Linked DNA regions of Homo sapiens: region 1 is linked to region 2. A link is a contact called in ENCODE Hi-C or POLR2A ChIA-PET data. All regions are on one chromosome and are shown on one strand. Each heading gives the region's core, a stretch centred on a gene start or an enhancer-like site at or near the end of the contact. The rest is flanking DNA. Distances are from core to core; before and after follow the strand shown. Region 1 has its middle 15 kb from the start of TMEM119. Region 2 has its middle 41 kb from the start of CORO1C.

The links. Hi-C counts contacts between places; a loop is a spot of excess contacts on that map. ChIA-PET counts read pairs that join two places held with the same protein, here RNA polymerase II (POLR2A). Pooled maps may share reads with other maps.
Region 1: a loop to region 2 is called in a pooled map, with 2.1 times the contacts of the local background. The contact joins two enhancer-like sites. A Hi-C loop is called at or near these places in 2 of 50 pooled maps. POLR2A ChIA-PET finds 5 or more read pairs at or near these places in 4 of 52 experiments (GM10248, H1, WTC11 and 1 more).

What each region holds. Positions count from the first base shown.
Region 1 is chr12:108,609,434-108,616,613 of GRCh38, forward strand. No RefSeq gene overlaps it. Among named protein-coding and RNA genes, the nearest start is that of TMEM119, 15 kb to the left of the region's middle. RefSeq lists a silencer at 560-854. Within about 2 kb of position 4,203, at least 2 of the 41 ENCODE cell types and tissues checked have a DNase peak (open chromatin) inside an H3K27ac peak, as active enhancers do.
Region 2 is chr12:108,769,008-108,775,490 of GRCh38, forward strand. No RefSeq gene overlaps it. Among named protein-coding and RNA genes, the nearest start is that of CORO1C, 41 kb to the left of the region's middle. RefSeq lists enhancers at 1,370-1,870, 3,129-3,238. Within about 2 kb of position 4,889, at least 17 of the 41 ENCODE cell types and tissues checked have a DNase peak (open chromatin) inside an H3K27ac peak, as active enhancers do.

The sequences.
Region 1 (7,180 bases), core at 2,953-5,452, 160 kb before region 2:
GGATTACAGGTGTGAGCCACCGCACCCGGCTGACACAGTCTTTATTCACGCCATCTGGGCAGCAGCTAACACAGAAGCCTGGTATACAGCAGGCACTCCACAAGGCTACGGGGTGGAAAGTGACAAAGCAATCAGCCACCCAGCCCGTATCCTCGGAGGAATTGCGTGCAGACCCAGGGCTCGCCTCCCCACTTCAAACCCACAGCCCAGCTGGGGCTCAAGGGTGCATGAAGCCAATTGACCTCCCCAGGGCTGACTCCAACCCTTGTGAATTGGACACACGTGGGTGCTGGCCAGGGGGGATGGGCCGCAACAGCTGGAAACATCTGTTTTGAATTGTCGGTTGGAAGCACCGGCCAGGCAGCCAAGGAATCTGTGAGCTAATTTTAGGCCACAAGACCGAGAGCTCTGCTGGGCGGGGTCTCACTCCCCAAACCACAGGGGCGGGGGCTGTGGGGACATGGAGGCCTCCACGGTACTCCTTGGATGGTCCACGCTGACCCGGCAGCCAGGAACTCTCTCTCCCAGGGTGAGCATTAACTGGCACCGACTGTGTGCCAGGCTGTCCACGCTCACTCCACCCTTCCAAATCCCTAGGAGTAGGAAGGATGCTTCTCCCCATTTCCTAGGTGAGGAAGGGAGGCTGCCAGAGGTCAGCAAGTTGCCCAAGGTCATGCAACTCCTAAGCAGTGGAGCCAGGATTTGAACCAGGGTCGCCTGACTCCAAGCCTTAAACCTAAGGCCCCCCTGCTCTCTGCCCCTGCTGCTTAAATTTTGTCGGTCCCATTGCCTCGCCTCAGCCCCTACGCCCTCTGCAAAGCCTCCCTTGCTAGTCCCTTTATTCACATGTTTCCTGATTCTCTACCATGTGCCAGGCACCAGGCAGGGACAGGGAGAGAGTGGACATGAGGGACACAGGCCCCACCCACAGGCAGCGCAAATCAATCTATCAACATCACTCTGACCGTCACCAGTGCCTTGAAAGGAAAAGGGGGTGTCCTAGTGAATATCTGGGGGCAGGGCTGCAGAGTGGGCCTCTCTGAGAAGGTGACATCCAAGCTGAGGCCTACAGGATGAGAAGATGCCAGCTGTGCAGATATCTGGGAACAGGGCCCCAGGCAGAAGAAACAGCAAGGGCAAAGGCCCTGAGGCAGCACTACCTGAAAAAGAGCAAGAGAGCTCGTGGAGCCGGTGCAGAGTGGGAGGTGACGGGAGCTTTTCTTCACCCGTCCAAGCTAGATGACTGTCAACAGATGAGATGGCATCTGAGCTGGGCAGGAGTCAGGGCCCAGAAGCTTCTGCTGATAGGATCAGACAATCCTGCTAGCCCACGCATTTGTTTGTATCCAGAAATTTGCGGAGGGGCTACTGAACCTCTCAGGAAAATCAGTTGAAGCCTCTCCCTCTCAGGGGCTTGGAGGTCGGGCACAAAGCCAGATAACAGGGACTCCAGAAAGAGCTACCTCAAGGGAGTAGTGGGCATCTCAGAACCAGGGCTGAGACTGACCACCGTTGTGAGAACTCACCCTCACTCGGCCACCCTGGCAGGGTCCCTGTGCCTGTGAAAGGGGCTGTGCTTGTGCCACTTTTGTGCTTAGGTCTCCCTGCCATGGGGCCCTTTCCTTTCTCCTTTTTTCTTGGCAGGAGCAGCAATAAGGCTGTCCCGACGCACATCTCGGCGTGGCGTTCTGGTTCTGCCAACCTTGGGCATAGGTGTGCCCAGTTCTGGGGGGCCCTGTGTGTGTGCTAGAAAAGAGGCAGCAACCACTGCAGCCCTCCAGCCACCAAGGGATGCACAACAACCATGTTCATGATGACACAGAAGCATCTCTGGGTTTCCAGAAATCTTTGGGAAGGGGGGTTCTGGGAATCCCACACTGCCGAAGGGGAAGCCACAGAGCTGGGTTTCTCTACCACGGCACTTTTGGACTTCTGTGCTGTGGGGGGCTGTCCTGTGCACTGTGGGATGTCGAGCAGCATCCCTGACCACCACCCACCAGATGCCCACGATCGTGACAACCAAACACGTCTCCAGACATGGCCAAATGTCCCCTAGGGAGCAAAATCATCCCCGGGGAAGAACCACTAGCTCAGAGCACTCCTGTTTGGGCATTAATAACTAAAGGATAAAGCCTGGGGCCACTAGATTTCCTAACACTTTGGGTTTCTTTCTGTCCATTTGGGAATATTAGGAAAACACAGAAAAGTTGAAAGAAGCAAATTAAGCTCACCCAAAATCCTACCCTCAGTGACTAACCTCTCTCAATAATTTGGTATATTTCCTTCTGGTCATGTTTTCTTCATACTTGATAATCCTACTAGCCACGATTTATGGAGGACTTACCTTATAGCCACGATTTATGGAGGACTTACCTTATAGCCACGATTTATGGAGGACTTAACCTTCTAGCGACTATTTACGGAGGACTTACTTTCTGCAAGGCATCATGCTAAGTACTTTCCATGCCAGTCTCATTAAATCCCCACAACACCCCTGCAAGATGATACTATTATTATCCCATTTCACAGATGAAAAAACTAAGGCTCAGAGTTCATTTAACATCATGTCAAGGGCATTTTTCCATATTATCCTTCAAAAACATCATTTTCAATTGCTGAATCATGTTTGATTGATCATACACCTGGGGCTGCCTTATTTTCTTTACCTCTTCCAAGTTGCTGGAATATTCCACAAACATTTCTGAGTCACCTACTCTGGGCTAGGATCACACTAGAGGCTGAGGGCAAAGATGAGTCACAATTCCTTCCCACAAGCACACAGCATTTTATGCCCAGGGACTGTGTGGGCGAGTGCATGAGTGAGGGGTCGAGAGACCTTGTGCCCCTAAATGCTCAGCAATCAGGTCTCTGTCCACTTCTGCCCCCAGGGGGCGGTACAGCATGATCACCACAAAAGTCCTCAAGGCTAACCATGTTTCGACCCTAATTCACACGACACCTCAAACACAGAGGTTTGATCTTTTGTCGACTGTCTCTAGAGGCAGTTGGGCTACGTCAGTGAAAGACATTAGAAAGAGTTGTTCACCAGTGGCTCATGCCTGTAATCCCAGCACTCTGGGAGGCCGAGGTGGGGCGGATCACTTGAGGCCAGGAGTTCCAGACCAAGCTGATCAACATGGCGAAACCCCATCTCTACTAAAAATACAAAAAATTAGCTGGGTATGGTGGTGCACACCTGTAATCCCAGCTACTTGGGAGGCTGAGGCATGAGAATCGCTTGGACCCAGGAGGCAGAGGTTGCAGTGAGCTGAGATTGTGCCACTGCACTCCAGCCTGGGAGATAGAGCGTGACTGTGTCTCAAAAAAAAAAAAAAAAAAAAGTTGTTCACACAGGAGCTGTTTGTCATTACCTGGTTTCTCTCCCAGTGGATATAAAAAATATCCCATCACGTGGGGTGTGAGAACATCTTTGCCATTACCAAGAGGTGTCATATCGGCAAAGGCTCACATCCTTTTCTGAGGAATGCCACCTCTCCCCACAGCTGCAGGTCCCGCCTCTGGGCAGACGTTCTCACAGTCCTGCCTCCAGGTTTTCCCTCTCTCCCAAGCTGCAGCCTTCTGCTGCCTGGTGGGAGGCCTCTCTCAGGGCAGTACCCATTACATCAACCAGGTTCATTCACCTGCACTCTGCAGGCCAGGCTGGAGTGCGGTGGTGCAATCATAACTCACTGCAGCCTTGACCTACCAGGATCAAGGGATCCTCCCACCTCAGCTTCCTGAGTACCTGGGACTGCAGGTGTGCGCCACCATGCCAGGCTAATTACTTAAATTTGTAGAGATGGGGTCTCGCTATGTTGCCCAACCCAGGCTGGTTTCGAACTCCTGGCTCAAGTGATCCTCACGCCTCAGCTTCCCACAGTGTTGGAGTCACAAGCGTGAGCCACGGTAACATACAATCTGGCCAGGCTGTATGTTATATTGTGTGATTCCGATGATAAGTTCTGGAAAAGACCAGTGGTTACCCTTGGTGGGGAGGGAATGATTTGGAGGGACTTGCAGGGACCCTGTAATATGATAGAAACTTGTCTTATTTGGGGGAGCCATTGATAGTCTCTGAGCAGGGGAACAGCCACAGAAGGTAAGGACATTCACAGGGGACTTCCAGGAGGTGTGGCTTCCTTGGGCTTCCCGGTCACTCAGTCCCTGGGAGGGGCAGGGACAGCAGCTGTGGAAGCTCCAAGGAGCATGCCCAAGGCCCTCTGCCCTCACACACGCCTTGGCAGACCTCTGGGCTCACACAGCCTTGGGAATTCCCCCCAGTTCTGCTTCTGGCTCCTTGAAGCTGTCCCTCCAGCGGGGAACTAATACAGACGTCTCCCATCTCATAGAAGGAGAAATCGGGGCCTGAGAAGGCGGTGGCATGCCCAAGGTCTCATAGAGTGAGTCCAGGGGTGGTGGAAGGACGCAGCCCCCTCTGCTCCCTCAGCAATCTTTGGCACCACCTCCTCCCCGGCACCCAGCTCTGTAGAGGCTTCGTGAATGGGCAGTGCCCAGTGACTGCCTCCCAGTGACCCCCTCTCCCAGTTGGGGATGCTGTGAGCACAGAGTGGCCTCCAGAGAGGAGCTCTGTGGCTGATGAGAAGTCACGCCAGGACCTGGCTTGGAGAATTGGAGATTTGGAGATTTGGGGACTTCCCAGCCCCTTCTCAAGGAGCCAGCCTTTGGTGGCTGGTGGCCCCAGAAAGTCTTAGGAGTTTACTCCCGAATCTGTGATTTTTCATGCTGTGTGGCCTTAGGCAAGTCACTGAACCTCTCTGGGCCTCCATTTGCTCATCCATAAAATGGGGTTGAGAATAAGACCTAACCTCACAGGGTAGGTCGACTTCTGCTATTGTCAAGGGTAATTGTTTACAGTGCCCCGGGCCCTATGAGCATCCCATGTTACAGATGAGGACTGTGAGCCTTGGAGAGACACATGGCAAAGACAGAACCAGGCATCAGACTGACTTCTGTCTCCTTCCCAAGTCTTCTGGGGAATGAAAAATCCCTGCCTTGTGTGACTCTTATCTGAGTGGGAAGGACACATAAGCAGTGGCCACTTGATGGCATAAGCAGACACAGAGACGCCCATTCTACACATGGAAAGATTGAGGCCCCAGATGGAGGAGGAATAACCTGGAGTTAACTGTTGGCCAACCAAGCTGGTCTCTGTGCCCAGGACTGGGGCAAAGACGGGGTGAAATACTGCCCCGCAGCAAGTAGGGTGATGGGGGTGAGCAAAGGAGGAGCCCAGAGACATGGCTGGATCCAAAAAGATCTCCAGGGCCTGGGGGAGCTGAGCCCTAAAAGTGGAAACAAAAGGCAGAGAGGGCAGGAGCCGTGGGGCATGGGTGAGGAGGAGTGAGAGGGCCGGTTTGCCCAGACAGGCAGACATATAGGTGAGTGGGCAGCGAGTGAGGAAGCTGGAAACTTCTTGTGGACTTGGGCACTGGGGAGCCATTGATAGTCTCTGAGCAGGGGAACAGCCGCAGAAGGTAAGGACATTCACAGGGGACCTCAAAAGATGTGGCTTCCTTGGGCCTCCCCGTCACCCAGTCCCTGGGAGGGGCAGGGACAGCAGCTGTGGGAGCTCCAAGGAGCATGCCCAAGGCCCCCTGCTCTCACACATGCCTTGGCCGACCTCTGGGTTCACACAGCCTTGTGAATTCACCTGCTTGCCTGCTTGCTTATTGGTTTGCTTGCTTCTTGGGGTATATTTTACACACAGTAAAAAGCACCAATTGTAAAAATGCAGTTCAGTGAGTTTTGGCAAATGCAGACACCCGTATGACAACCAACCAGACCAAAATAAAACATGTTTCCATCATACCAGAGGGTTCCTGCAAGCCGCTGCTAATCATTTCCCACCCCCAAGAGTAACCACTGATCTTTTCCAGAACTTCTTATCATTGGAATCACACAACATACAGCCCAGCCAGATTGTATGTCACTGTGGCTCACGCCTGTAACCCCAACACTTTGGGAGGCCGAGGCAGGAGGATCAGTTGAGCCAGGAGTTTGAGACCAGCCTGGGTTGGGCAACATAGCAAGACCCCCATCTCTACAAAAAAATAAGTAATTAGCCTGGCATGGTGGTGCACACCTGCAGTCTTAGCTACTCAGGAAGCTGAGGCAGGAGGATCGCTGGAGCTTGGTAGGTCAAGGCTGCAGTGAGTTATGATGGCGCCACTGCACTCCAGCCTGGGTGACAGAGTGGGACCCTGTCTCTAAAAAGAAAAAAATATATAGCCTTTTGTGTCTAGCTTCTTTCAGTCAGCATGGTGTCTTTGAGATTCATCCATGTTGGCATGAGAATCAGTGCCTCACTCCTGTTTATTCAGAGTAATATTTCCTTGCACAGATGGACCACAGTTTATTTATCCATTCACCAGCTGATGGATATTTGGGTTGTTTTCAGTTTGGGGATCTTATGAACAAAGCTGCTGTACACATTTGTAGCAGTCTTTGTATGAACATCTGTTTTCATTCTCTTGGGGAGATACCTAAGAATGGGATTTCTGGCTTGGATGGGGAGTACATGGTGAGTACACGTCTAACTTTATAAGAAACTGCCCAACTGGTTTCCAAAGTGGCTGTATCATTTTGCATTCCCACCAGCAACATGTGAGTGTTCTAGCTTCTCCACATCCTCACCAGCACTGGGTGTTGTCAGTCTTTCTAATTCTAGTCCTGCTGGAGGGTGTGAAGTGGCATCTGACTGTGGCTTTAATTTGCATTTCCCTGATGGCTAATGACCTCAAGCATCTTTTGCAACAGCTTTCCTGGAACCTCCACCTGGAGGTTGAGCAGGCCCTGAGACCCAACTTGGCTGAACCCCAGCTCAGGACACTCCTCTTACCACCAGCCCTGCAACCTCCTTCCATGGCTTTCCCAGCCACCCCGTGGCACCCTCATCAGGATAGCTGCCCAAGTCAGAAACCTGAGATTTCAACCTCCTTTTTCCTCACTTCCAACCCATCAGCAACTCCTACCCTTTTCTTCCCAATTACCTCTCGATTCCACAACTTCTTTGCACCCTGCTCTAGTCCAGGTTCTCCTCATCCTCACACAGCCTCTTCCTCCTCCATGCGGCCACCCTGGCTCCTTCCAGCTGCCCCCACCTTGTCTGCTCCCCTAGTGCAAACTCCTGTGCCCATGATGCTCCCACTGCCTGGAACTT
Region 2 (6,483 bases), core at 3,639-6,138:
CTCCACGCCCATTTGCCATCCCTGAGCCGCTTCTGCGACCTGTGGGGGTGGGGCGAGGGTGACTGGGCTTTCTCTTCCCCTTTCTTTGGAAGTTTCTATGACATCCCAAGCCCAAGAGCTGCTGGCATTGTGTCCTCCTCTCACCTGTCATCTGGGGGTCGGGGAGACAGACTGAACTCACCAAACCACAGAGCTCGCTGTGCACCCCTGAATGGGACACTATCTCTTCCTTCATTCAACAGACAGATCTGGGGCTGGGGTCAAGAGCCTCCCTCTTCCCATTGTGTGCTTAGGCAACTCTCTGAACCTCAGTTTTCTCATCTGTAAAATGGGAATGCTAAGAATAATACCATTTTAATAGTGTTTTCAGGATTAATAAGAAAACAACCAAAGTGTTTGGCATCCCGGAGGCCTGCAGCAAAGGGGCTGTTTCTGGTTTTGTTTTGTTTTGTTTTGAAACAGGGTCTCACTCTGTCACCCAGGTTGGAGTGCAGTGGAGCTGTGCAGCGGCGTGATCTCGGCTCACTGCAGTCTCTGCCTCCCAAGTTCAAGTGATTCTCCTGCCTCAGCTTCCTGAGTAGCTGGAATTATAGGTGTGCTGCATGCCCGGACATTTTTTGGATTTCTAGTAGAGAGGGGGTTTCACCATGTTGGCCAGGCTGGTCTCAAACTCCTGACCTCAAGTGATCCGCCTGCCTCGGCCTCCCAAAGTGCTGGGATTACAGGCGTGAGCCACAGCCCCCAGCTGGGGCTGTTTTTGTTGAACCCTTCCTCCACCCCTACCTTCCTGCCCCCTCAGCCCAAGGGAACCCCCTGCCTGGTCCACCCAGGAGCCCATCCCTGCTGAGCTTTGGGTTGAGCAGGGAGAATGGCTAAGGCCGAAGCTGGAACCAGCAAGAGACAGGCTCTGTGACCTTGGACAAGTAACTGCCTCTCTCTGGGCCTCAGTTTCCCCATCTGTAGAAGACAGGTGCTATACTGCAACAAGTCAGAGGGGCAGCAATGACCGGTACATTTATGGAGCACTTACTGTATGCTTCATGCTTCACCTGCTTCCTAACAACCTTATGAGGCCACCAGCCCCACGGTACAGGAAGCAAGGCTCAAAGAGGTGGAGCGAGGCGTCTACGGTCATACAGCTATAAGTAGGGTTGGTAGACTTGAACCCCAGCTCTCCTTTCTGAGTAGCATGTTCCCCTGGGGGCCTTGGGCTAACTTTGGAGGGGCTTCCACCTCCCCAGCCCTCCCTTCCTTCCAACCTCCATCGGGAGGCGCTCCCCTGGAGGAGCAGCTGCCGCTGGCCCCCACCAGGCTGGGCACAGAAGGCCAGGGCTGGGCATGTTCCCCTGGGGGCCTTGGGCTAACTTTGGAGGGGCTTCCACCTCCCCAGCCCTCCCTTCCTTCCAGCCTCCATCAGGAGGCGCTCCCCTGGAGGAGCAGCTGCCGCTGGCCCCCACCAGGCTGGGCACAGAAGGCCAGGGCTGGGCTGCTGCTCTGCCTCCAGCTAGCTGGGAGATGAGATGGACAAACACGGGAGAGTCGGCCTGTTGGGGGAGGGCATTCTGGAAACCTGCCCTGGCTCTCCGGGTCTGCACCCAATAGCCACAGAAATGGAGACTCAGTTCCTTCAGCAATCTGTGCCCCTACTATGTGCTTGGCACTGAGCAAGGTTCTGGGGTGGGGTGGAAAAAACGGGACACCTGTCTGTCCTCCAGGAGCTCACCCTAAGTCACAGAAGCCCGTGTTGATGGAGGATTTACTATGCGGACTGCCTCCTTTAGTTCTTACTACAGCCAAGTAATTGGTGCTAATATTATCCCCAAGTGAAGTATTTGGAAGACGAGGTCCAGAGAGGAAAAGTGATTTGTCCGAGGTCATACTACTCGGTCAGTGTTGGAGCTGAGGTTTGAACCCCAGACAGGCTGACTCCAGGGAGGACCTGAACTGTCTCTCTACAGGGCTGTTCATAGAGTACCTACTATGTGCCAGTCATTGTAGGTCCTCTCCAACCCTCCCACAGACTGTACCCCTATTTTGCAGAGAGGGAAACAGAGGCTCAGAGAGGTTAGGTAACTGGGCCAAGACTACACAGCCAGGAAGTGGCAGAGCAAAGATTCAAACTCAGACTTGCCTGATTCCCCAAACTTCTCAGGACCCAAGAGGAGAAAAGAGATCAGCCCTATCATTCGTTCAGTCAGTCAGTCAGTCATTCAACAAGTATTTATTGAGCACTTATTATATCAGGTATAGGGCAGACAGCAATCAACCTGACCCAGCCCCTGCCCTCAGGGAGCTCACAGTCCTGGGCATATCCATGGGGTGCTCATACTAAATAGTTATCTCTTCAGCATTTAGGGGAGGGGCTGTCAGGAATAGCTTCCTGGAAGAGGCAGCTCTGGAATTCTGTCTGGGCCATCTAGGTAAGACATTTAACTTCTGAGTTTTTTCATCTGAAAATTAGTAATAATAAGGCTCACTTGGTCCAGTGTGGCTCAAGAAATGTCATCCATGCCCGGTGCAGTGGCTCACATCTGTAAATCCTACCACTTTGGGAGGCCAAGGCAGATGGATCACTTGAGCCCAGAAGCTCAAGACCAGCCTGGGCAACATAGGGGACCCTCATCTCTATAAATAATAATACTAAAAATGAGCTGTGTGTGGTGGCACATGCCTGTGGTTCTAGTTACTCAGGAGGCTGAGGAGGGAGGATCGCTTGAGCCCAGGAGTTCAAGGCTGCAGTAAGCTGTGATCGTGCCACTGCACTCCAGCCTGGGTGACAGAGCAAAACCGTCTGTTAAAAAAGGAAATGGCTGGGCACAGTGGCTCACGCCTGTAATCCCAGCACTTTGGGAGGTTGAGGCAGGTGGATCACGAGGTGAAGAGTTCAAGACCAGCCTGACCAATATGGTGAAACTCTGTCTCTATTAAAAATACAAAAATTAGCCGGGTGTGGTGGCACGTGTCTGTAGTCCCAGCTATTCAGGAGGCTGAGGCAGGAGAATTGCTTGAACCCGGGAGGCGGAGGTTGCAGTGAGCAAAGATTGCACCACTGCACTCCACCGTGGGCGACAGAGCAAGACTCCATCTCAAAAAAAAAAGAAAAAATTCTGTCATTCATGATTACTGTTATAATCCCAGCGAGCCCCTACCACAGGGCACAGAAAGTGGGCAGGGAGAGAAGAGGGGTGATATCCCAAAGTCCATGCTTTGGGAGAGGACAGGTAGAGAGTTCCCAAGACCCTCAGAGCCCAGGAGTACAGGACAAACTAGTGAAAAGAATCCGCAGTGGCTTCAGACAGGGTGTCGCCTCTGTGGATCTGTGGCCAAAACTGTGACCTCAGCCAGGCCCCTGGGGCCTTCAGCAGGAATGAGGTCAGGGCTGTGGCTGGGGGAGAGAAAGGAGCAACAGGTGTTCAAGAACTAAGGACAGCTGCATAAAGGGTGGGGGAGGGGGGAGATTCTGAGCTTAGAGCTTTAGCATTGGTGTAACCTGAGTTCAAATCCAGGTAGGACACTCATCATGTGAACTTAGGCAGGTGATGTCACCTCTCCAAGCCTCACTTCCTCTTTTAGATATTGTGTTATTAATACCTGTATCACTAACTTGTCATAGAAAATCAGATCATCCTGACAATTACTTTATTGATTAATTGATTGATTGATTGAGACAGGGTCTCTCACTGTATCACCCAGGCTGGAGTGCAGTGGCACAATCATGGCTCATTGTGGCCTCAATGTCCTGGGCCCAAGTGATCCTCCCACCTGAGCCTCCTGAGTAGCTAGGACTACAGGTGCTCACCACCGCACCTGGCTAATTTTTGTATTTTTTGTAGAGACAGGGTTTCACCATGTTGCCCAGACCGGTCACGAACTTGTGAGCTCGAGCAATCCACCTGCCCGACCTCCCAAAGTGCTGGGATTACGGGTATGGTGTAGAGCACTTACCAGGGCCAGGGGCTGTTCTAAACACTTTCTACGTATATTTTGTTAATGAGAGGTATGTGGCACAGCAGCTGGCTCATGCCACATAAGCACAGCTGTTATCACTCCTCTGCATCATGTGATTTTGTTACAATCACTGTGTTTTACTAATCAGGAAAAACACCAGCAATAACAACAACAGGGAAAGCGAATTCCATTTTGGGAGCAGGATAGGGCCTTGGGCGATTCTGTGGGCCTGGCTGGGACCTAGATGAGGGCAAGAATTTCAGAGGGCCCAGTCCCTCTAGGGCTATGCACTTGAGGTCTTCTCTCAGGAACTTCAGGAAAAAAAGGCAGAATTAGAAACCTTTCCTAGGAAGAATTAGGAACTCTTGTCCTAGAAGTCCAACTTGCCTCCTAAATAGAGCATGTGTGTGTGTGTGTGTGTGTGTGTATGCATGTGTGTATGTATGCGTGCATGTATGCGTGTGTGTATGCGTATGCGCACGTGCATGTGTATGTGTGTGTATGTTTATGTGCACGTGCCTATGTGTGTATGCATGTATGTGCATGTGTGTATGTGTATGCACATGTGCATGTGTGTGTATGTGTACGTGTGTGTATGCGCACGTGCATGTCTGTGTGTATCTGTGTATGTGTATGCGCACGTGCATGTGTGTATCTGTGTATGTGTATGCGCACGTGCATGTGTGTATGCATGTGTATGCATGCGTGTGTGTATGCGCACGTGTGTGTGTGCATGTGTGTGTGTATGCGCACGTGCATGTGTGTATATGTGTGTATATGTATGCACACGTGTATGTGTGTATGCACATGTGTGTGTGTGTGTATGCGTGTGTTTGGTGGTATCGGGGCATTGTCCCAGATCACTGCCCAGCTCCTGGCCTTGCTCAGTCTTGCACGCTTTCCAGCCCAGCCCATCCAAGCCCTGCTGCCAACCGCCAGTCCCAGCTGTCTGTTGTGGCAGATGTTTTTGGCTGTGCCATAGCAACGCCAGAACAGGATGTAACTTGGATCACAGCAGGGACAAGCCCACGCGCACAGGCCGCCCATGCCTTTCCCCTCCCTGAAGGCCTGTTGGGAAAGACTGGTCAGGTCCAGGTCGAGGACAAATGGTGTTTGTTGTCTGGAGAGAGGCAGACCTCATGTCCTCTTGGGGTCAGTGGCAGGGGAGTGGGAGGACATAGTGCAAATCCTAGCTGAGCGCCTCCTTCAATGAGCTCAGGTTTGCATCCATTGGCTCTTCCAGGAGATGCTAAGGGAGTTGCCAGGTAGGACGAGAAACCACCTGTCAGCAAGGCCTGGCCTGTGGGGGCCGGCCTGTCTTCCCCACGATTATAGCAACTACTCATTGAGGGATTACTTTGTGCTACTTATGCTAAATACTTTCTATAAACAAAGAATATAAAGATTCAGGGGCATTTACTTTGTGTTAATTACACAGTGCTACCCTGTTTTTTTTAAGGAGCGAAGGTTTAATAGGCAAAAGAAAAAGAAAGAGAAAGGAAAACTGCTCTGTCTCTCTAGTGAGAGAGGGGAGACTTCTAAGAGGAAAAGAGCCACCAGCGGAGGATGCACTGGATTTTATAGTCAGGTTTGAGGAGGCGGTGTCTGATTTACATAGCGAACAAGATTACTTCCCTGAACTGTAAACTTCCCGCACATTGCATACACAGAGAGGATAGGAGATCCTTGCTCTGTCGCCCGGGCTGGAGTGCAGAGGCGTGATCTCAGCTCACTGCAGCCTCCACCTCCCGGGTTCAAGCAATTCTGTCTCAAACAAACAAAACGCAAAGTTGGAGATCCTGCTGCCAAAACCCCGTTGGGCAGTTGGAGGCCTGGGTCAGTCTAGAAGCCTTTGGATAACACCTGGGGTAGCCCCAGCCAGAAATCCTCAGTTGCTCCAAAACCTCTCCCAGCCCCACGTGACGGCTAAGTTCTCCATGAAAGGATGCTGGTTCAAACATGTCCAGCAAACCACGGGTGCTGGAGGATTCTCCATGTTCTCCCCAGTAAGACTGACGTCCGAGTCTTTAAGAATGGCAGCCACACTAACCGTGTTTTTAACTGGCTGATGGATACCCATTATTGATTTGACTTGGTTCTAAAATGGAGGCTGAGAGCCCTGAGATGAAAGGTCAGAGGTGGAGTCTGCTCCTCTACTCACCGTTTTGATGAAAGTTGTACCTTGGTATCCGGACAAGGTCCCCATTATGAAGCTGCTATGTTGTCTGGGGTAAATACCTGGGGTTCGTCATCTCGCACCAGGAAAATTTAGGACATGGACACACATGAAGAGTTTGGGAGCGGAGGTTTAATAGGCAAAAGAAAGAGAAAGGAAAACAGCTCTCTCTAGCGAGAGAGAGGGGACTTCGAGAGGGAAAGACCAACAGTGCTAGTCTTTATAATACTACTAGGAGGTTATTCCTGTTTTCCAAATGGGGAAACTGAGGTGGAGAGAGATTCAGTCACTTGTCCCAAGTAGCTGAATGTGTAAATTAAGGAGCTGCAATTGGGACCTAGGACTGTCTTGCTCCAAAA